2 separate regions of the Homo sapiens genome follow, and region 2 is linked to region 1. Evidence: read pairs that join two places in POLR2A ChIA-PET (ENCODE). Cell type or tissue: GM12878. All regions are shown on one strand. Each heading gives the region's core, and the rest is flanking DNA. Links, peaks and the distances in the headings are about the cores only. Region 1 overlaps CPNE2 (copine 2). Region 2 overlaps RSPRY1 (ring finger and SPRY domain containing 1).

What was found. Peaks named below come from ENCODE experiments on the same cell type or tissue, not always from the same donor. Only the 100,000 strongest peaks of a DNase experiment are listed, where the experiment ranks them.
Region 2: POLR2A ChIA-PET joins it to region 1 with 10 read pairs; 9 of 35 experiments call an interaction of 5 or more read pairs at or near these places.

The regions. Positions count from the first base shown.
Region 1 is chr16:57,099,527-57,115,508 of GRCh38, reverse strand. It overlaps CPNE2 (copine 2), which reads right to left. Exons shown (of 16, transcript NM_152727.6): 2 at 4,587-4,801; 3 at 2,042-2,221; 4 at 1-33. The coding sequence starts at 4,766. Among named protein-coding and RNA genes, the nearest start is that of CPNE2, 15 kb to the right of the region's middle. RefSeq lists enhancers at 2,110-2,159, 9,548-10,147, 11,427-12,382. In GM12878, for the core only: no CTCF peak of the experiment used is centred there; no DNase peak of the experiment used is centred there.
Region 2 is chr16:57,192,050-57,196,933 of GRCh38, reverse strand. All of the region lies in intron 1 of RSPRY1 (ring finger and SPRY domain containing 1), which reads right to left. Among named protein-coding and RNA genes, the nearest start is that of RSPRY1, 8.2 kb to the right of the region's middle. In GM12878, for the core only: no CTCF peak of the experiment used is centred there; no DNase peak of the experiment used is centred there; H3K4me3 peaks cover 475 bases; H3K27ac peaks cover 888 bases.

The sequences.
Region 1 (15,982 bases), core at 3,542-6,041:
CAGAGGCCTAGTGATCTTCTTGCTGGAGACGATCTAGGGGAGAGAGGAGAAAGGGCGCTCAGTGAGGAAGCGGGGGAAGCCCGGGAAGGAAAAATCCTCCACCGGCACCGGAAAAATCCTCTTGGCAGGGCTGCACCCCGCCCTGGCTGGCTGGTGACCCGCCTGAGCATCATCATCACCCTGGGAGGTGGACAGCAGCCAATCTGGGCAGTGAGGAGCCTGAGGCCCAGAGAGGGTAAGAGACCCGCCTGAGGTCTCCCGCTGCAGTTGGACTCCCACTGCCTGGTTTGCCCCTAGGAAAAGGCATTTTGGAGACAACTGTGGGAGGTTAGCCCCCTAACTCCCTCCTCCAGAGGCATTCCACAGACCCCACCTGCCTCAGGATATGATCTCTGATGGACAGAGTCAAGCTCAGATTCTATGTATTTTCCTTTTGAGACAGGTCTCGATCACGGCTCACTGCAGCCTCAACCTCCTGGGCTCAAGCGATCCTCCCACCTCAGCCTCCTGGGTAGCTGGGACTACAGGCATGCATCACCACGCCTGGCTTTTTTTTTTTTTTTTTTTTTTTTTTGGTAGAGACAAGGGCTCATTATGTTGCTCAGGCTGGTCTCGAACTCCAGGCTCAAGCGATCTTCCCGCCTTGGCCTCCCAAAGTGCTGGGATTACAGGCATGAGCTATAGAGCCCGGCCAATTCTTTCTATTTTTATTGGTTTCAATAGGTAATACACTTACACAGGGTGCAATAATCAAAACAACATAGAGAGGAAAAGTGGGCCACATTGCAAAGTCACCCTCCCACCTGTGTCTGCCCACTGCACTCAGGGGCCAGCATGGTTCGTGCTTCCTGGGTGCAGTGCGAGCGTCGTCCTGTGCAGCGGGGAGCACACATCAGTATGATCTAGTCCTGCTCCTGTGGGGCTAGTTCTTCTCCGCAGATCCACACACCTGCTCTGTGCCCTGGGGACTGTGCCACCTGGCTCTTTTGCCCTCTGGCTTTCAGAGGTTCAGCCAGTTGGGGGGATGGGCAGGAGACGGGAGAGCAGGTGGCGTGAGAGGTGGGGGCCCCCGTTTGATGGGAGCTTCTCCATTACTCTGTCTTCTGCCTCAGTTGCAGTCCAGAGGCCTCCCTCTATGGGCCACAGGTCTTACCAGGCCCTGGCAATGCCACTTCCTCACCCTGCCTTCCTTCCAGGTGAAGGTGGTCAGCTTTCCTCTGGGGCCAAGCCCTGGACTGGTTTCCCCATCCCTTGTCAGTTCCCTGCCCTGTCCACAAGCCCTTAAGCTCTCTTCTCAGTTATACCACAGGGTAGGGACCCTGACTACTGTACCCTGCTTCTTACGCAAAAAGTAGACATCACAACCATGGCAGTCCCTTGCTTTCTGCATGGTCACCATCTCCTGGAAGGCCCCGGGCATTTCAGTCTCCACTAGGACCCCTCAAAGCATTTTCCATTTCATTCCCTTATCAACCATGTAGGCTGGGCAGAGCAGTCATCATAATCCCCAAGGAAAATGTGGGGAAACTGAGGCCCAGAGGGGGATGGGAGCTTATCCAAGGGCATACAGCCATAAGGAATGATTGAGACTTGTGTCAGGGGCGCCTAGCCCCGCTTGCTCCCGGCCTCCAGGAGCTTACCAAGGACTGAGATGGATGGGGAAGTGTGGCCCAGAGAGGGAAAGGAAGTTTCTCAAGGTCACACAGTGAGTCTGCCACAAAGCGGGACTACTGTGGGTGTCTTGGTTGCTGGTCAGATGCTCCTACCCCCAGAGGTCAAGACCACACCTGATTATATCTAACAATCGGAATCCCTGGCCACCTGGGGCCCCAGATCCTGAGAGGCATTCTGTTTGGCTGCCTCTCCAGATGGGAGCTCTTCAGCCCGGCCTTGAACCCGCCAAGACTGTTCCCCACTCTGCATCTGCACTTTGGGACCCACCCAGGAAGATGGGGCTAGGGAAAGACAGCACGAGAAGAGACTTTTTGAGGGGTTGCCCGGTCTTTGGGCCCCTGCTCCCACCCAGGAGGGCCCAGCTCACCGTGCCCAGGCTGCAGGAGAACTGGCCCAGGAAGTCATGCTCGTCCAGCCGCATACTGGACTTGTCCTGGTCAAAGAGCGCGAACTTGAGCTTCTGTACCTCCTCGAAGTGGTAGTCAAGCACGAACTTCTTGGAGAAGGCGGGGTTGAGGTTGTTGATCGCGGTTTCTGTCCTGTCGTACTAGCAGAGGGGCAGGAAAATGGAAGTCAGAGTCAAGGCAGCTGGTCCAAGACCTCGCAGGCTGCTGGAAATCATTCTGCTAACTTGTACAATGCCTACTCTGTGCCAGGCTCTTGTGGTCATCGTCAGTGACTCACTATCCCCAGCTCACAGACAAGGACACTGAAGCACAGAGAGGTTAAGTGACTTCCCCAGGGCTGGACAGCTTGTGGAGCAGGGCCGAGATTTGAAACCGAGGTCTGACTCTGCTACCCACACTCTTAATTCTTTGGCCCTGGCTCCCTACCCAGGTGCCAGGGTAAGAGCTCAGGCCCTGCCCCTGCCTGGGTAAGAGATGGAGGACAAGGCCCTTTCCCCATCTGGGCCTCCGTTTCCACCTCTGTAAAGGGAAAGGATTTGACTACTTGCGGTTTTCACTTTTTATTTTGGGAAAACCCTTTTTCAAACCATGTTTTACATGGAAACTGAGAGAGGAAACAGAAAGCAGGGAGGATTCTTCGGGGGAGGTGGGGTCAGGGACTCCCCACGGGAGCGCGGGGAGATATTTGTATCTTGTATAGAATCCTGACACTGTGCAGCCCAACACCCCACCTACTGTGGATACCAAAGCCTGGCTGAGGACAGGGCCTGGTACTGTGGGTCAGTGGTGGCACTGGGACAGGAAACCCGCCTCCTGGCCTCTGGATGCTGAGGCCCCAAACCGCGGAGTCTGGGTGACAGTCTATTTTGGGGCCCAGGCTGTGTTGACTTTTCCTCCCACCCAGTCCATTTCCAAGGGCTGGAGCAGCAGGGACGGAGGAGGTCTTGGCCCTGGGCTATTTTTAGCCAGGGTGGCTGGCCTGGGTGGGGGCAGAGGTTGTCAGGGAGGGTGGGGGATTGTGCTATGAGTCAGGGGGATACCACTCCCTCGGGGCACTCAAGGGTTCTAGAGACCTGGTGGAAGGGAACTGTGCCCCCAGACATGCCTCTCACAGGCTTGTGGCTCCCCCAGGAGTCCTCAGCTGGCCCCATGTCCCACCTCCCACTTACAGTTGTACCATCAACAAGCTGGGTGACACAAAAAAGTCCCTACCCACTCTGGGGCCCCTGTTTCCCCCTCTGTAAAGTGGGTCAACAATCCCACACCGTTTTCTTGGCATCACAAGAAGGAGCCAACATCCATGGGAACTCTTTGTAAACCACAGTATGTTCAGGTGAACTCCCACCGTGGCCTAGTTAAATATCCATTAAAAAATACACACATATTTTGGGAAATATACATGCATATAAAGCCATCTGGAAGGCTGGATACCAAACGGTTAACAGTGGTTCTCTATGACAGGTGGGTTCCTAACAATTTTGATTTTCTCCTTTAGGTTTATCTGGATTCTCTACATTTACTCCAATAGTTTCCTTTTGCAAAAGCAAAGCAAGTTTTAAAACCTGAAGGTCTGAACAGCTTAGGTTTCTCAACATCCTTCCTCAAGCTGCAACTCTTTCCAACCTTCAAGCCAAAGTCTTCCAGCTCAGAAGTCCTTGCCTGGGGCACCATTAATATCCCCAGATCTGGGGCCTTCCAAGGGAGTCAGCAGAAAAAAAATATATAATAATTTCACAGATGAGGAGACAGGTTCAGAAAGGGACAGCTACTTGCTTAAGGCCACACAGCAGGGAGTAGCATCACTGGGCCTTGGACCAGCTCCCAAAGCCTGAGCTCACTGTTTCTCTGTTTCTTACTGACCATGTGTTCATTTAGAAAGGTTATTTAAAAGCGGAAGCAAACATTTCATAAAACTATAAAATGTTAACTATATATAACAATTTATAACAAGATGGGGCGTGGTGGTTCATGCCTGTAATCCCAGCACTTTGGGAAGTGGAGGCAGGTGGATTGCTTGAGGTCAGGAGTTCAGGACCAGCCTCGCCAACATGGCGAAAACCCATGTCTCTACTAAAAATACAAAAATTAGCTGGGCGTGGGGTGCACACCTGTAGCCCCAGCTAATCGGGAGGCTGAGGCAGGAGAATTGCTTGAGCCTGGGAGGCAGAGGTTGCAGTGAGCTGAGATCTCACCACTGCACTCCAGCCTGGGGGACAGAGAGATTCCGTCTCAAAAAAAAAAAAAAGATATCAAATAATCACTATAAATCATATAAATATAAATCTATAGATTTTAATTGTAATAATTTAAACACAAAGTAATATTTTAAATATATTTAAAATAAAATTTCATTTTAAGAGTAACAATTTACCAAGTAATCCCCTGCCACCAGCCCACACTCCAACTACTTCCATCAGACATCCTGGATCCCAGTCCTGGGAGACTCCCCCTCCCCAGCAGCCTAGCCACCCCCTTACCCACCGCAGACACACGGAAGAGCCTCACCTCGATCCATCTGCCATTGTTCTCTGTAAAGAGGACACAGAAGGGGTCGGACTTGGAGGTAACATCCCGGTCCAGTAGGTTCTGGCCACTCACTGACAGCTCCACCTTGCACACGCAATACTGGGGGCCCATGGGGGCTGCCCCCGCTGCTGGGGCACCCCCACTGGGTATGTGGGCCATGGGAGCCGGTGGCGGTGGCAGGAGTTCCTGGCAGTCTAGGGGAACAGAAGTGAGGGTCAGAGAGTGGACAGACACCTGCTATGCTGCCCCACCATAGGGAGGCATTACCACCTGGCCTTTAAGAGGTGAGTGGAGAGATGGAAGGCAAATTGAGGCGGGTTGTCAAATAACATAGGCAAAGGTTTGAAGAAAGAAGAATGCAAGGAAATGCATGAAAAGGGAGTCTCAGCTGAGCGCAGTGGCTCACGCCTATAATCTCAGCACTTGGGGAGGTCAAGTGCCTGGAAGCCCGGAGTTCAAGACCAGCCTGGCAACAAGGAGGATCCTGTCTCTGCAAAAAATATTTAAAAATCAGCTAGACATGGTGGTGCGTGCCTGTGGTCCCAGCTACTTGGGAGGCTGAGGCAGGAGGATTGCTTGAGGCCAGTAGTTCAAGGTTGCAGTGAGCCGTGATTGCACGTCTCTGCACTCCAGCCTAGGCGACAGAATGATACCATCTCAAAAAAAAAAAAAAAAAAGAAAAGAAAAGAAAAAAGAGTCTCTGTCTCTGGTAGCTGTGTTAAATTTGTCTTTGAAGTTTTTCTCTGCTGTGGTCAGTCTTCACCTGTAAGGATGCACAGCTCCTTGTGTGTTGCTCCGTCACATGAGCAACAAATCACAGTGGACATGGGTGTCTCAGATACTAATTGTGCCAGGAAAACCTGGGCTTCTCCTGAGCAACTAGCATGTTGGCATCTTGTGGCCACAGTGGAGCTGACAACTGCTCAGGCTTCTCTCCTTCCTACTTTGGCCACTAGGAAGCTCACTTCTGGTAACGTCAGAGGCGTTTAAACCAGAGCAACTCCATCTTGAATAGGAACTGGGTAAAATAAGGCTGAAACCTACTGGGCTGCATTCCTAGATGGTTAGGCATTCTGGGTCACAGGATGAGATAGGAGGTCAGCACAAGATACAGGGCATAAAGACCTTGCTGATAAAACAGGCTGCAGTAAAGAAGCCAGCACCAAAACCAAGACGGCCATGAGAGTGACCTCTGGTCGTCCTCACTGCTACACTTCCACCAGGGCCATGACAGTTTACAAATGCCATGGCAACATCAGGAAGTGACCCTATATGGTCTAAAAAGGGGAGGCATGAATAATCTGCCACTTGTTTAGTATATCATCAAGAAATAACCATAAACATGGGCAACCAGCAGCCCTTGGGGCTACTCTGTCTATGGAGTAGCCATTCTTTTATTCCTTTACTTTCTTTTTTTTTTTTTTTTGAGGCAGAGTCTGGCTCTGTCACCCAGGCTGAAGTGCAGTGGCATGATGTCAGCTCACTGCAACCTCCACCTCCTGGGTTCAAGCAATTCTTCTGCCTCAGCCGCCCGAGTAACTGGGACTACAGGCACCCACAACCACGCAAGGGTAATTTTTGTATTTTTAGTAGAGACGAGGTTTCACCACATTGACCAGGCTGGTCTCAAACTCCCGACCTCAGGTGATCCACCCACCTGGGTCTCCCAAATGTGCTGGGATTACAGGCATGAGCCACCGCGCCTGGCTATTCCTTTACTTTCTTAATAAATTTGCTTTCACTTTATGGACTCGTCCTGAATTTCTTCTTGCACAAGATCCAAGAACCCTCTCTTGGGGTCTGGATCGGGACCCCTTTCCTGTAACAGTAACATTAAAAATTCACCCTTGTTCATTGTCTATCACCTTCACCCTGTATCTCTAGCTCATACACAATGACTGGTGCACAGGAAGCATCCAGTATATACTTGCTGAATGAAAAAAGGATGAGTGTATAAATGAATGAATGGACAAACCCTCCATATGCCTCAGATCCTGCCAGCATTGGTCCTTATCTTCAACACACAATTTACCCTTTCACTCATATACAATTTCCCAAAATTCTGTGCCCTGGGCCTCAAGTATCTTCCTCCAGTCAAGGTTAATTACTGACATGTGATCAGTCGAAGGACTTCTGTTTTCCTTTGAGTGCAAGGTGTGAGTGAGACTGGAGCAACCCATCTCAAGGGGTGGAGGGGGACCTAGGTCACACCCATCACAGGCCCAGCAGACAAGTCCTCTGGCTTTCTCTGCCTCAGTTTCCCATCTGCCCATGAGACATCAGGACACAGCCCTTTGAGCCTCCTGTGGTCAGGTCTCATTTCCACTGGCATGTGTGCATTTAACACTGGCCCTGTCATCCCAGTGGTTGAACCTAGCCCCTAAACACCTACCCAACAATGGCCAGGTTCCAACTCCCTAATACTTTGTCCTCCTGAGGCTAAGTGGTTTACTGACCCTGAACTTCTCCAGTGGAGGGAAGTAAGTGGGGGTGGTGGGTGGGCCCCCTCTGGGAACACAAATCCAAGTCACTGTGCTTGTGAGCACTAATTGAGCATGTCACCTGAACAATGTCACTAATCCTCACTCAGTCTTACGAGGCAAGTATAGTAATATAATTTTCCAGAGGAGGAAACTGAGGCTTTCATTCACTCTAGAGGGTGTACTGAGCATCTATTAGGTCCCAAGAACTGTCCCAGTGCTGGGAATGCTACAGTAAGAAGACTGCTCTCGGCTGGGCATGGTGGGCTCATGCCTGTAATCCCAGCACTTTGGGAGGCCCAGGCAGGTGGATCACTTGAAGTCAGGAGTTCAAGACCAGCCTGGCCAACATGGTGAAACCCCATCTCTACTAAAAGTACAAAAATTAGCCAGCATGGTGGCGTGCACCTGTAGTCCCAGCTACTCGGGAGACTGAGGCAGGAGAATTGCTTGAACCCAGGAGGTGGAGATTGCTGTGAGCTGAGATCGCGCCACTGCACTCCAGCCTGGGCAACAGAGCAAGACACTGTCTCAAAAAAAAAAAAAAAAAAAAAAAGATTGCTCTGTCTTAGCCCGTGCAGGGCTCACAGTCCAGTCTGGCAGGAACACAATGAGGGAGCAGGGAGAGTGGCCAGGACCTGCAGGAGCTGTGGGCTCTGATAGGGTGTCTGAGTTTCATTCTGAGAGCAATGGGAAGTCTTAGAAGCAGAGAACTGACATTATCTGATTTGCGTTTTTAAAAGCTTACTTGGCCCCTTGTGGGGAGAAGGGGTTGTCAAGCTAAGGAGAAGTAGCAGAGAGACCAGTGAGGAGGCAGCTGCTGTCCTCCAGGCAGGAAGGATCGAGCCACCATCACTATGCTGGGTCCACTCCTCCTCTCTTTCACCCAGGCCACGGTGCACTCTGGAGCGCCAGCCTCTTGCTGGGCAGATGCAGTCCCCTGCAAGCCCCGGTCTGCAGGAGGCCAGGGTGAGAGTGGGGCTGGCAGCGGAGACCTCCCAGCTTCCCCTCCAGATCCAGTGTTCCCCGGACATGCCTGGCAGGGGAAAAATCTGGACAACGATGAAGCTGGTCCTCAGCCCCCTCCCTCCCAGCCTTTGTTCCTAGAACCTTGTTATAATCACACGAGCTCAGAGCATCAGGACAGCACTACAATTTGCCTGCAGGATTTATTCTTGTGTAAAAATCAGTTTCCACTGGAGGAGCTGGTGAACTGCGTTCACTCTTACTGTGTGCAGCTGGGCAGCTGTGCCAAGTTGGGGTGGGGTGGGGAAGGGGGCAGACAGGGATGTCCAAAGTCTTGCTGTGTGGCTGAGAGCGCCTTCCCATGCCTGCAGGACAATTGCCCCCATTTTAGAGATGAGGAAACTGAGGCCCAGAGAGTAAAAGTCACTTGCTTGAGGTTACAGGGCCAGGAAAAGGCAGAGACAGGATGTGAATCAGGTCTCCCAGGCCAATGCTTGGCCTTTTGCCAGGGTGGGGAGATTGCTGAACATTGTGGGACCTAGGCAGGGACAGCCAGGACATCAGCCAGGCCAGGGGAGCCTGAGGCTAAGCGGGCAGGTTGTGATCAGGGCTGGGGAAGCCAAGGGCATTCCCCCATTTGAACACACACCCAGGATGGGCCCCAGAGTATCCAAGTTCACCAGTTCCTCTGGGTCACCCAGTCCACACCCCTGCATCTCCCACCATTGCTGGCGAGGTGGATTCTAGCTCACCTACCCCCTCCTCACTTCACAGGCCCCCTCTGTGACATGTTAGATGCCACCTGGGCCACCATCTCCTGCTGCCAAATCAGACACTTCTCTTCTCATCCTGAGGGTGTCAGGCACACACGCCCAGATTCACCTGCTTCCTTGTCCATTTACACACGTGTGGTCACATATACACACATACACATACGCACCCAGACTGACAAATACAATGACAGATGCTCATATGAACACTCTGGGGTCACCTCCTTCTGTCCCCATCACTACCCTACCCCCGCCCCTCTGCCTCATCCAAGCCCCATTATCTTGCCTTGGTTACTATACCAGCCTCCTGCCTTTCCCTCCCTCCAGCCTGACTGAGGGCGTGGGCAGGAGGGACAGGTCACAGGGGCAGGGGGCGGTGGCTGGGCCAGGAGCCCCCAGCTCACTGCAACTCCACCTGGATCGGCTCAGGCCCTGGCTAGAGTGAGCAATGGGTGGGTGGGAAGGGAACTCCTCCCCGAGCCAGGGGCAGGTCCTCCCATCTCCAACTCACCCTCTGGCTGGAAGCTTCTGGATCCCCGAAACGGGGAGCACATGATGTCTGGAGTTGGGGCAGGCGGGGGGAAGAGTGGGTCCCTCTGCGCCAGCCCAGCAGCAGCCAGGCGTACTGGACCCTGAGGCCTGACGCAATGGAAAAAGAAACTACAGCTTAGGCTGGGCCAGGGGCCCCCTCCCCTCCTACCCCAGCAGGAGGGCAGGCAGGCAAGGTGTCATTAAGGGAGGGCTGGGCCTGCCATGCGCATCTGGGCACGATGGAAACACCTCTGGGGCAGCCCCCACCCCATAGGTAATTTGAGGTTTCAGGCTGGGGGATGGGATGGGGAGCCAGGGCCTGCTTAAAGCATGGTCCTGACTCCTGGCACAGATGGGCACAGCCCTTCTGGGGTGACCAGACCCCCCAGGCAAGGAGCTTGGAGAGGGGTTTATGAAACTAGTGGTCTCTTTTACAGATGGGTCAACTGAGGCAAAGAGAGGACAGGACTTGGGAATTCCCAGGCACTGATTCATTGGTTCATTCAACAAATACTCCCTGAGCACCCCGGGGCTATGCAGTTAATAAAACACACAGGAGCCAGTGGTGGCTCACACCTGTAATCTCAGCACTTTGGGAGGCTGAGGTGGAAGAATGGCTTGGGCCCAGGAGTTTGGGGCTGCGGTGAGCTGTGATTGTGCCACTGCACTCCAACCTGGGCGATAGAGCAAAACCCTGTCTTAAAAGTTAAAAAAAAAAAAAAAACCGGACACATAGGATTCAGCCCTCACAGGGTCCACTGACCCCAGCGAGGAGGCATCTTGCCCTTAGGCAGGACAGGCTTGGACATTGGTGCTGAGCCACAGGCCTAGAACATCACGGTTTTAGCCAGAAAACTAGGAATTCATCGTCCTTAATCTCCTTTTATCTTCACCTCCTATATGCCACCAGTGCTGCTGATTTCACCTTCAAGCTGCATTCAGCATCCGTCCTCTCCCCACTTCCACTATGTCAGCCCAGCCAGGCTCCCATCATCTCGTGCCCAGACACACCCTGACCCATAACAGGAATCTCTGATGCAAGCTCAGCTGCACTCTCTTTTCCACACCAGAGCCAGAGGGAGTCTTTAAACCTAGAAGTCAGATGCCACCATGGCTCTACCTGAAAGTCTTCCTGTGACCTCCTCATCCAGGTCACACAAACCCCAAATCGTGCCCAGGATGACAGGACCCTGCCTGACCTGTCCCCACTTCCTGCCACCCTCCCCCTCGCTTGCTTCCTTTGGCCCAGCTGCACTGGCCTCCCTTTGCTGTCAGGCTCTCTCCTGCCTCAGGGCCTTAGCACTTGCTGTTCCTTTTTCCAGGAATGCCTTTCTTCACAGGAAAGGTCTTACTTGTCAGCTTAATATCACATCCTCAGAGGCCTTCCCTGATCACCCAGGCTGATGTAATCTGTCTCCGCTCCATGCTGCTTCCTTCACAGATCACTGCAATGTACAATCGTTTTACATATCTGTCTATGTACCTGTGTCTGTCTGCCCCGTCCCTCAGGAGGACATCATCACTGTTTCCCCAGCACCTATGGCCGTATCTGCATATGTGAGCACCTAATCAATGAGGAAGGTGGGGGCTCGTCAGGCAGGCTCCATCATCAGCAGCCCCAGAGCAATCATAGCCACCTCCCCCTGCACACATCACTTGAGAGAATCACAGGCAGCTTCTCAAACCCTAGGGTCTGAGAGGCCAGCAGGAGAGGGACTGTGTCCTACTTCACAGGGGTGGAAACTGAGGCCCAACAAGAGGCAGTGGTTTTTTTAAGCCAGGGAAGGATGGTGACTAGGCCCAGAGCCAAGGCTGCCATCACTCCATCCTTCCCACTTTGGCTCTGCCATTTAACTGCTCTGTGACCTCTGGCAAGTTCCTTCAACTCCCTATGTCTCAGTTTCTCCCTCTGTAAAATGGGAACAAGAGTGCCTTCCGGCCGGGCGTGGTGGCTCACACCTGTGATCCCAGCACTTTGGGAGGCCGAGGCAGCTGGGATCACCTGAGGTCAGGAGTTCAAGACCAGCCTGGCCAACATGGTGGAACCCCATCTCTACTAAAAATACAAAAATTAGCTGGGCGTGGTGGTGTGTGCCCTTAATCCCAGCTACTCGGGAAGCTGAGGCAGGAGAATTGCTTGAACCTGGGAGGCGGAGGTTGCAATGAGCCTAGATTGCACCACTGCACTCCAGCCTGGGTGAGAGAGCAAGACCCCATATCAAAACAAAAACAAAAAACAACAACCAAAAAAGAGTGCTTTCCTAGGTGTTGTGAGGATTCAGTGAGGTAAAGCACTTGGAACAATAGGTAGCTTTTGCTATGATCAGTGATTCTTAATGGCTGTGAGGAGAAAGTAGCCCTGGCCCCACCGCGATGTAGAACCCGGGAACCAGCTATAGTGTAAAGGAGCTCACTGTCGGGGAGGAGCTGCTGGGCCGGCTGGGTGGGGGGACCTCCAACTTAGAAATGGGCGGAGAGGAGGGGACAGTGAGAGAGGCAGGCACAGGGAAGCAGATGGCCCAGGAGGAGGCCTGGTAACCCCGAAGGGGAGAAGAGCTGCTGGATGGTGAAGGGCAGGCCTGAGGTGGCCAGGGAGGCAGCCCCCATTCCAGAGGCTGGTGGAGAGGAGGAGCTGGGACCACAGTGGGATGTCCTGTCGTAAATTCTAGCAAGGGCACCGTGTGCTGTCAGAAAAGCACATGCAACTTGATGTGTAGAAAAGGGAAAAACAGGCCAGGTGTGGCAGCCCACGCTTATGATCCTAACACTTTGGGAGGCTGAGGTGGGAGAACTGCTTGAGGCCAGGAGTTTGAGGCCAGCCTGGGGCAACACAGTGAGATCCTGTCTCTACAAAAATAAAAAATAAAAAAATTAGCCAGGTGTGGTGGTACACACCTGTAGCTACTAGGGAGCCTGAGGCAGGAAAATTACTTGAGCCTGCAAGGTCAAGGCTGCAGTGAGCTGTGATTGTGCCACTGCGCTCGAATCTGGGTGACAGAGTGAGATCCTGTCTCTCAAAACAAAAAAAGAAAGAAAAAAATAGATTCTGTTTTGCTGGTGGCAGTAACAAAGAAAGGGGCGTGGTTGCCTGGTCACGGTCAGTACCAGGCATTAGTTAGGAACCCATTATGTGAGGTCTGAATCCCCAGCAATTCTTAATGTCTGGGGAAGAGGGGAAAGTAGATAAAAAATTTGGGGGATGTGTAAAGTTAACAGTTTACATAAAGGGGGCGAGGTTAAAACTGATTGAGAGGGCCGGGCATGGTGGCTCATACCTGTAATCCCAGCACTTGGGGAGGCTGAGGCGGGCGGATCATCCGAAGTCGGGAGCTCAAGACTAGCCTGGCCAACAAGGTGAAACCCCATCTCTACTAAAAATACAAAAATTAGCCAGGCATGGTGGTAGGTGCCTGTAATCCCAGCTACTTCAGAGGCTGAGGCAAAAGAATTGCTTGAACCTGGGAAGTGGAGGTTGCAATGAGCTGAGATCGTGCCACTGCACTCCAGCCTGGGCAACACAGGGAGACCCTCTCTCAAAAAAAAAAAAAAGAGAAATAAATAAAAACAAAAAACTGATTGAGAAACACGGCTCTAGGCTCTCCCTCCAGGCTGGTGGACACAGCATAGGGAAGCCCAGAGAGACCATGGTAGTGACGGGGGACTAGGGATTGAATTATGGGCTTGGATACACAGCCCTCAAGGTCTTCGAGGTGGGGCCCACTCCTGGGTGCTGTGGCTTCTGGGACCCTCAGGGCCTCCAAGTCCTTCTGCACCCAGCATATCCTGGCAGTGGGGTCTCATCTCTGATAGCAGAGGCTCCTGTGGTGGCTCAGAGCTGTCACCACGTGTGGTTTCCAGATGGGTCACCTACGCATCTCCCCGGAGCCTGCTAGAAATGCAGCACCAAGCGGGTGCGGTGGCTCACTCCTGTTATCCCCGCACTTTGGGAGGCCGAGGCAGGTGGATCTCGAGCTCAGGAATTTAAGCCCAGCTGGGCAACATAGTGAAACCCTGTCTCTACAAAAAATGGCAAAAAAAAATTAGCTGGGCATGGTGGCATGTGCCTGTAGTCCCAGGTACTTGGGAGGCTGAGATGGGGGGAATCACCTAAGCCCGGGAAGTCAAGGCTGCAGTGAGCCGTGATCATGCCACTGCACTCCAGGCTGGGCAACAGAGTGAGACCCTGTCTCAAAAAAAAAAAAAAGAAAAAGAAATGCAGCACGCTGGGCCCACCCAGACCTGCTCTAGCAGAAGGCCTAGAGTGGTGCCCGTAGGCCTGTGTTTTAACATGCTCTGCTGGTGGTTCTGATGTGGGCTAAGTATACACAAATCACAGGTTAGCTGAGTACGTGGGGCATCTTGTTCAAATACAGATTGTCATCCAGCAGGTCTGGGGAGGGGCCTAAAATTCTGTGTTTCTAACAAGCTACAGCTGATGCTGGGGCTGCCCCCCTGGAACCACACTTTGAGACACGAGGCTACAGATCAGAAGTTGCAATGTGGCCACCCCATGGCTGACCACACCCCAGGGATGGCTCTAGTGTAGTTGGATTTGGCATAATGAGGCAGGTGTCACACTTGGTCTCCATACAAGCCCTGCTGGCTTCACACACCGAGCTTCCAGCCAGGTCTCTGTAGACTTCTGAGTTTGCAACCTCTAGTCTGGATGAGAATGCTCTGTTAACCAGAACCCTCAGCTAACAAGACACCCATTCCCTACGGGCCCTGATGGCTGCTAAGTTTACTGAACTTTTGGGGGGTTGGAACGTATCTTGAATGCATCCAGGTCTAAATTGCCTCCTTCATCCCATTTCCCAGATGAGAAGATCCAGGAAGATAAATGGCAACCATATTAGTCCAGGTTTTCTGGAGAAACAGAACCAATAGGATATCTATCTATGCAGAGAGAGAAATGTATTTTCAAGAATTAGCTCATGCGATTGTCGGGGCTGGAAAGTCCAAAATCTGTAGGGCAAGCCAGAAGGCTGGAAACCCAGGCAGGGTTTCTATGCTGCAGTCTTGGGGCTGAATTCCGTCTTTGAGAAACCTTAGTCTTTGCCCTGAAGGCCTCTGATCAATTGAATGAGGGCCACACATAATGGAGGGTAAGCTGCTGGACTCAAAAGTCTACTGATTTAATGTTAACTGCATCTAAAAACTACCTTTATTTGACCAAACAACTGGTCACCAAAGCCTTGCCAAGCTGACACATAAAATTAACCATCATAGCAATCTTTAGTTCCTAGGAGATCTGTCATGGGGCAGGAAAACAGGGTGTTAGGGCAGGAGCTCTGGGCTAGCCCTTCTTAAGTGTGGGAGCTCAGAGAGCCCACCCCCACCCTGTCAGCTGCAAGAGAAGGGTGAAGGTGGGTGTGGCCATGCTGATGGAGAGATAACCATAATAAAATGAGAATAATAATGCCTGTCCCAGGTCCTTGAAATTCTATAGCTTCACAACATCCCCAAATGAGGTGTTATCATCAGCACTCCCATTCTCCAGGTGAGTAAACCAAGGCTAGGAAGTTGAATCACTTACCCACATGGTTCTGGTCCTCTGGCTCCCAGCCCAATACCACTCTACCTATTGGGCCTCCACTAATGTGACTCTGGACAAGTCATTGGTCCTTCTGTGTCTCAGTTTAGTTTTCTCATCCAACACATGGAAATTACAAAATGCTTGACGCACTGCAGATACTGGCTCAAAATGAGAAAAACCTCTCCATGGCTTTCGGCTGTTCTCAGGACAACATCCAGGTTCCCTGATGAAGCTCTCAAAGTCCCCTCCCTCACACTTTTGGCTCTAGCTCTGCTGTTTGCCACACACAGTTTCAGCAAGTATTTTTCGTGCCTCCCTAATTCTGCATATGCTGTTCCATCTGCCTGGAATGCCCTTCCCCCTTCTTCACTTAGTGATTTCTTTCTTCAAACTCAGCTCAGTAAAACCAAATGCAGCCGGGCATGGTGACTCATGCCTGTAATCCCAGCACTTTTGGAGGCTGAGGTGGGCGGATCACTTGAGGTCAGGAGTTCGAGACCCAGCCAACATTGTGAAACCCCATCCCCACTAAAAACACAAAAACTAGGCAGGGCATGGTGGCTCACACCTGCAATCCCAGCACTTTGAGAGGCCGAGGCAGGTGGATCACAAGGTCAAGAGATCAAGACCATCCCGGCTAGCATGGTGAAACCCCATCTCTACTAAAAATACAAAAATTAGCTGGGCGTGGTGCACGCGCCTGTAGTCCCAGCTATTCGGGAGGCTGAGGCAGGAGAATCGCTTGAATCCAGGAGGCAGAGGTTGCAGTGAGCCGAGATCGCACCACTGCACTCCAGCCTGGCAACAGCAAAACTCCGTCTCAAAAAAAAAAAAAAAAAAAAATCAAAAATTAGCCGGACATGGTGGCGGATGCCTGTAATCCCAGCTACTCAGCAGGCTAAGGCAGGAGAATCACTTGAATGGGGGTGGGGTGTGGAAGTTGCAGCAAGCTGAGATCGCGCCACTGCACTCCAGCCAGGGCAACAGAATGAAACTGTCTTAAAAAAAAAAGCACTATGCACCCACCCCCACCCCCAGGACGGCCAAAATTTTAAAAAGCTGACCATACCATGTGTTGGCAATAATGCAGAG
Region 2 (4,884 bases), core at 2,385-4,884, 83 kb before region 1:
CATAGTAACAGTTCTTATCTCACAGTACCACTGTGGGGATTAAATGAAATAATGCATGTAATACGCATGGCACAGTGCCTAACATTTAAACTGGATCAAAAAAATGCAAGATGTTACAAAATGAGCACATATCTAATCAGAAATAACTAAATTACCTGGGGGAGAGGGATTCTGGAGTAAAACTTGAGTTAAAAGCACTAAGAAAAGTAAAGAATTTATCTTTTACAGAACTACCCCGTACTGAAGTAATTTTTACTTTTCTATAACCTATACTTACCTATATTTTCAGACAGAGAATCTTGGGAGGGATTGTAGCTTGATCATCCCATAGACGGCATTAGAATCACTTAGAGTACTTATTAAAATGCAAATCCCTGGTCCCACTACGAATAGCCAGAATCAGAATTTCTGGGATGCCGGCCCAAGCTTGTGTTTTCTTAAAAGCTCCCCAAGTGACTCTGATGGCAGCCACATTTGGAAATCACTGTGTATAGAACCTACCACAGAACCTGGCACAGCAGGAAGGACACACCGACTGAACTAGGGGGCAAACTGAAATACTAAAGGGCATTTCTTCTTGGGTCAAAAATGTTAATTTCCTTGTCCAGTAAAATGAACTGAGACTATCTTTGAATGCAGTCTTTTGGAGAGGTCAGCCTAAAAAGCCATTAGAATGGTTATATCCATAAGTGACATGTACAGTACATATCAACACAAAGGAAAAAATGGCTCCATATATTTCCCATGAGGTCCATCTTACGAAGCATCAAAATGAACCTAAATGATACGCTGCTTAAGGATATCATCAAGGGTTAAGAGACTGAACGGAATAGAAAATGAGTAAGATGAGATTATATAAAGGCAACACATCTGTAATACCTATATATATATATATATATTTTTTTTTTTTTTTGAGATGAAGTCTCACTCTGTCGCCAGGCTGGAGTCCAGTGGTGAGATCTCGGCTCACTGCAACCTCTATCTCCTGGGTTCAAGTGATTCGCCTACCTCAGCCTCCCGAGTAGCCAGGACTACAGGTGCGTGCCACCACGCTCAGCTAATTTTTTGTATTTTTAGTAAAGACGGGGTTTCAATATGTTGGCCAGGCTGGTCTTGAACTCCTGACCTCATGATCCACCCACTTCAGCCTCCCAAAGTGCTGGGATTACAGGTGTGAGCCACCGTGCCTGGCCAATACCTATATTCTTTACCTTAACTTCAAAGACAACATTAGCTGGTGAAGTCAACTTTGAGACAAAAAAAAAAAAAGCTAGTCACACAATTTAAATACACATCTGTGACAAACATCAACTGATTTAATAATTTTTATCACTGGATGCCAGTGCTTAGTAGAAGGACTCTTCTTACCACCTAAGTGGCAATACTTTTAATATGATTATACTTTTTTATTTTTATTTTTTCAGACGGAGTTCCACTCTCATTGCCCAGACTGGAGTGTAATGGTGTGATCTTGGCTCACTGCAACCTCCATCTCCCCGGTTCAGGCGATTCTCCTGCCTCGGCCACCCGAATAGCTGGGATTACAGGTGCCTGCCACCACGCCTGGCTCATTTTTGTACATTTAGTAGAGATGGGGTTTCACCATGTTCACCAGGCTGGTCTTGAACTCCTGATCTCAGGTGATCTGCCCACCTCGGCCTCCCAAAGTGCTGGGATTACAGGTGTGAGCCACCATGCCCAGCCTAATATTATACTCTCGATAACAATTTTGCTGCAAGAGCATAATTATGATCGAATATTTCCTTTGCAAATCTATTTCTCTGAAGTGTGGTATTATTAATTTTGATTCTTGCCTTTTTAAAAAAGAAACTAAAGACTATTCTCTCCATTTCTATATTATTTATTAGATTTTTACATTTTACATGTTTTTTCATTTTTCTTGGGGGTAAATGAAGCACCTAACGCTTTATATTTTTTTAAAGCTGCTCTGAGACAAAAAAAAATAATCAAACTTAGGGTCTTGGTAAGCTTGGTGTTAAAGCAGTAAGGTTCTGGTACTCACTGTCTTTATAAAACACAGACCTCTACCATCATAAACAGCTCACCATGGAGACATCTGGCCAACTAGTCTAACCCTCTCTGACAAATGGTCCAGGAATCAATGATTCATCTCTTCAAATATTTGCTTGCATTCAGCCATAGTACAGATCAGTGAGAAAGAACACTTTCTTTTCTTTGAAAATAGGACTGCAGAATTACACTGCCTAGGAAGGAAAAGCTGATTACAAGAGTGACCATAAAGAAGAAAAACCAGACTTTGGGCACTAAATTACTATTGTTATAATCTTCACCTTATCATTCCAAAATAGTGTTAGAGGATGTGACTTTTTTTCCAACCCTCCCCCACAAAGGCTAAGTCAAATAGCATGAATAGCAAAATGTGTAACATCCTGAAAATTTTAATGATGTTCTCTCATTAGAAAATGTTTTCGGATTTTTCCCTAAGTGTGTTAAAGAGATAGCTTCTATCATCACATTTACTCCCCACTCCCAATATTTTATTATGAAATTTTCCAAACATACAGAAAATTGAATTAGAGTTCACTGTAAACTGTGAACTATATACCCACCACCTAGATTCTACTACTAACATTTTACTAAACTTGCTTTATCCCCACCACCTAGACTCTACTACTAACATTTTACTAAACTTGCTTTATCGCTATCCATCTCTTATCCATCATTAATCCATTCAGTTTTTTTTACATATTTCAAAGTAAACTATAGGCATCAGTATACTTTCTCTTAAATAATTCAGCATGCATATCACTAATTAGACTTCAATAAACTTCAAGTTTTTAGGAGTCGAATTTACATACACTGAAATGTGCAAATCTTTTTTTTTTTTAAACGGAATCTCATTCTGTTGCCCAGGATGGAGTGCACTGGTGTGATCCCAGTTTACCACAAACTCTGTCTCCCGGGTTCAAGTAATTCTCCTGCCTCAGCCTCCTGAGTAGCTGGGATTATTGGCACATGCCACCACACCCAGCTAATGTTTGTGTTTTCAGTAGAGATGGGGTTTCACCATGTGGGCTAGGCTGGTCTCAAACTCCTGACCTCAAATGATCTGTCCACCTCGGCCTCCCAAAGTGCTGGGATTACAGGCGTGAGCCACCGCACCCGGCTGAAATGTGCAAATCTTAAGCACAGTAACGTGCTGAGTTTTATCAAATGCATATACCTGTGACTCAAACCCTATCAAGATAGAGAACATTATCTAGAAACATATTTGCTTAAAAAAATACAAAAATTAGCCAGGCACAGTGGCGTGTGCCTGTAATTCCAGCTACTTGGGAGGCTGAGGTGGGAAGATCACTTGAATCCAGAAGGTGGAGGTTGCAGTGAGCCGAGATCATCCCACTACCCTCAAGCCTGGGTGACAGAGCAAGACTCTGTCTCCAAAGAAAAAAAAAAAAAAGCCTGCAGAACACCCCAAAGACCACAATCTTCTTACTGAAGATTGTGTTTAAATAGGGAAAATCTCAAGTCAACAATACTGATTTGGTAATGCATGAAGATTACACTTGCCAGCTGAAACAGAAACTACCTAAAGATGTTTCAACAAGAGTGTTTCTGTCTTTAGACTCTAAAGCCTCTGGTATTTCATTGGGGAAGGTAAGAAGGGGGTAGATTGTGAAATATTTGGTTGGAATTTTACTTTTCCCACAAAAAGAAAGGTTGTCTTGATGAGGCGTTTTTACTTGCCTCCCAGATGTCCAAAGCTATCTAACCGTAGGTTTAGGTCACACAGAGTACCATTAACTCCTGAACTGTAACTGTCAAGAAGTCTGGGAAAAGCACTGGATGATTCTGACATTTCCCTTATGCACTGAGGATCTTTAAGAAAGCACACCTTTGAAAGTAGGTATTTTTTTCTGGTTGAAAGACTATCTGAGCAGGGCATGGTGGCTCACACCTGTAATCCCAACACTCTGGGAGGCCAAGGCAGGCAGACAGCTTGAGCCCAAGAATTTGAGACCAGCCTGGGCAACATGGCGAAACCCTGTTTCTACAAAAAATACACAAATTAGCCAGAGTGGCGGCTTGGACCCTATAGTCCAGCTACTGGGAAGGGCAGTGGGAGTGAGGGGTGGGAGGATCGCCTGAGCTGGGGAGGTCGAGGCTGCAGTAAACCATGATCGCACCACTGCACTTCAGCCTAGGAGACAGAGTGAGACCTTAAAAAAAAAAAAAAAAAAAAGAGTCTCTGGAAAAACCTTCCTCTAAAAAGTTGAGAGCTTTTTTAACCTAGTAGCAGTGCATCTGTGGTCAGAAAGAATTACAGAATATAGTCCTGACCTAAAATGGTACAAAGGAGAAAAGACAAATCCTTTCAGCATTCAAATAATTTACTAAAAAATAAAATTTAGGCCTAGGATAGAGTAAGGAATTTCCGGAAGCAAATAATAGTAAAAAAGGGGAAGTAAATAATCCCTGCCTGAAATCTTAAGGATTGAAAAATTTGCCTTGGACTCCCAAAAAATACTAAGGAAGAATTGAGGTAAATGCTTATGACGGTTGCAGTACAGGGAAGAAAAACAAATGTAATATTCCGTAGTACTTGTGGTTTTCCCCCCAGGAGGCCAAATAATAGGAGATCATGTGTTATTCAAATATACACAAATCTGAAGGAAAAGGATTTTTCTATTACAGAAAACTCTCTGCTCTTAAGAAAAGCAAATAAAATATATAAGCAGCATGAATATCAACATTTTCCTTAATGATGTCTACTTTAAATGATGTCTAAAACACTCATACTGCATACTCATTTGGATACTTATTAGACCCTAATATGTATTCAATAAATATCTTAGGTGAATTTATTCTAAAATCTGTAACATAAAGTCTCTCCAAAATATT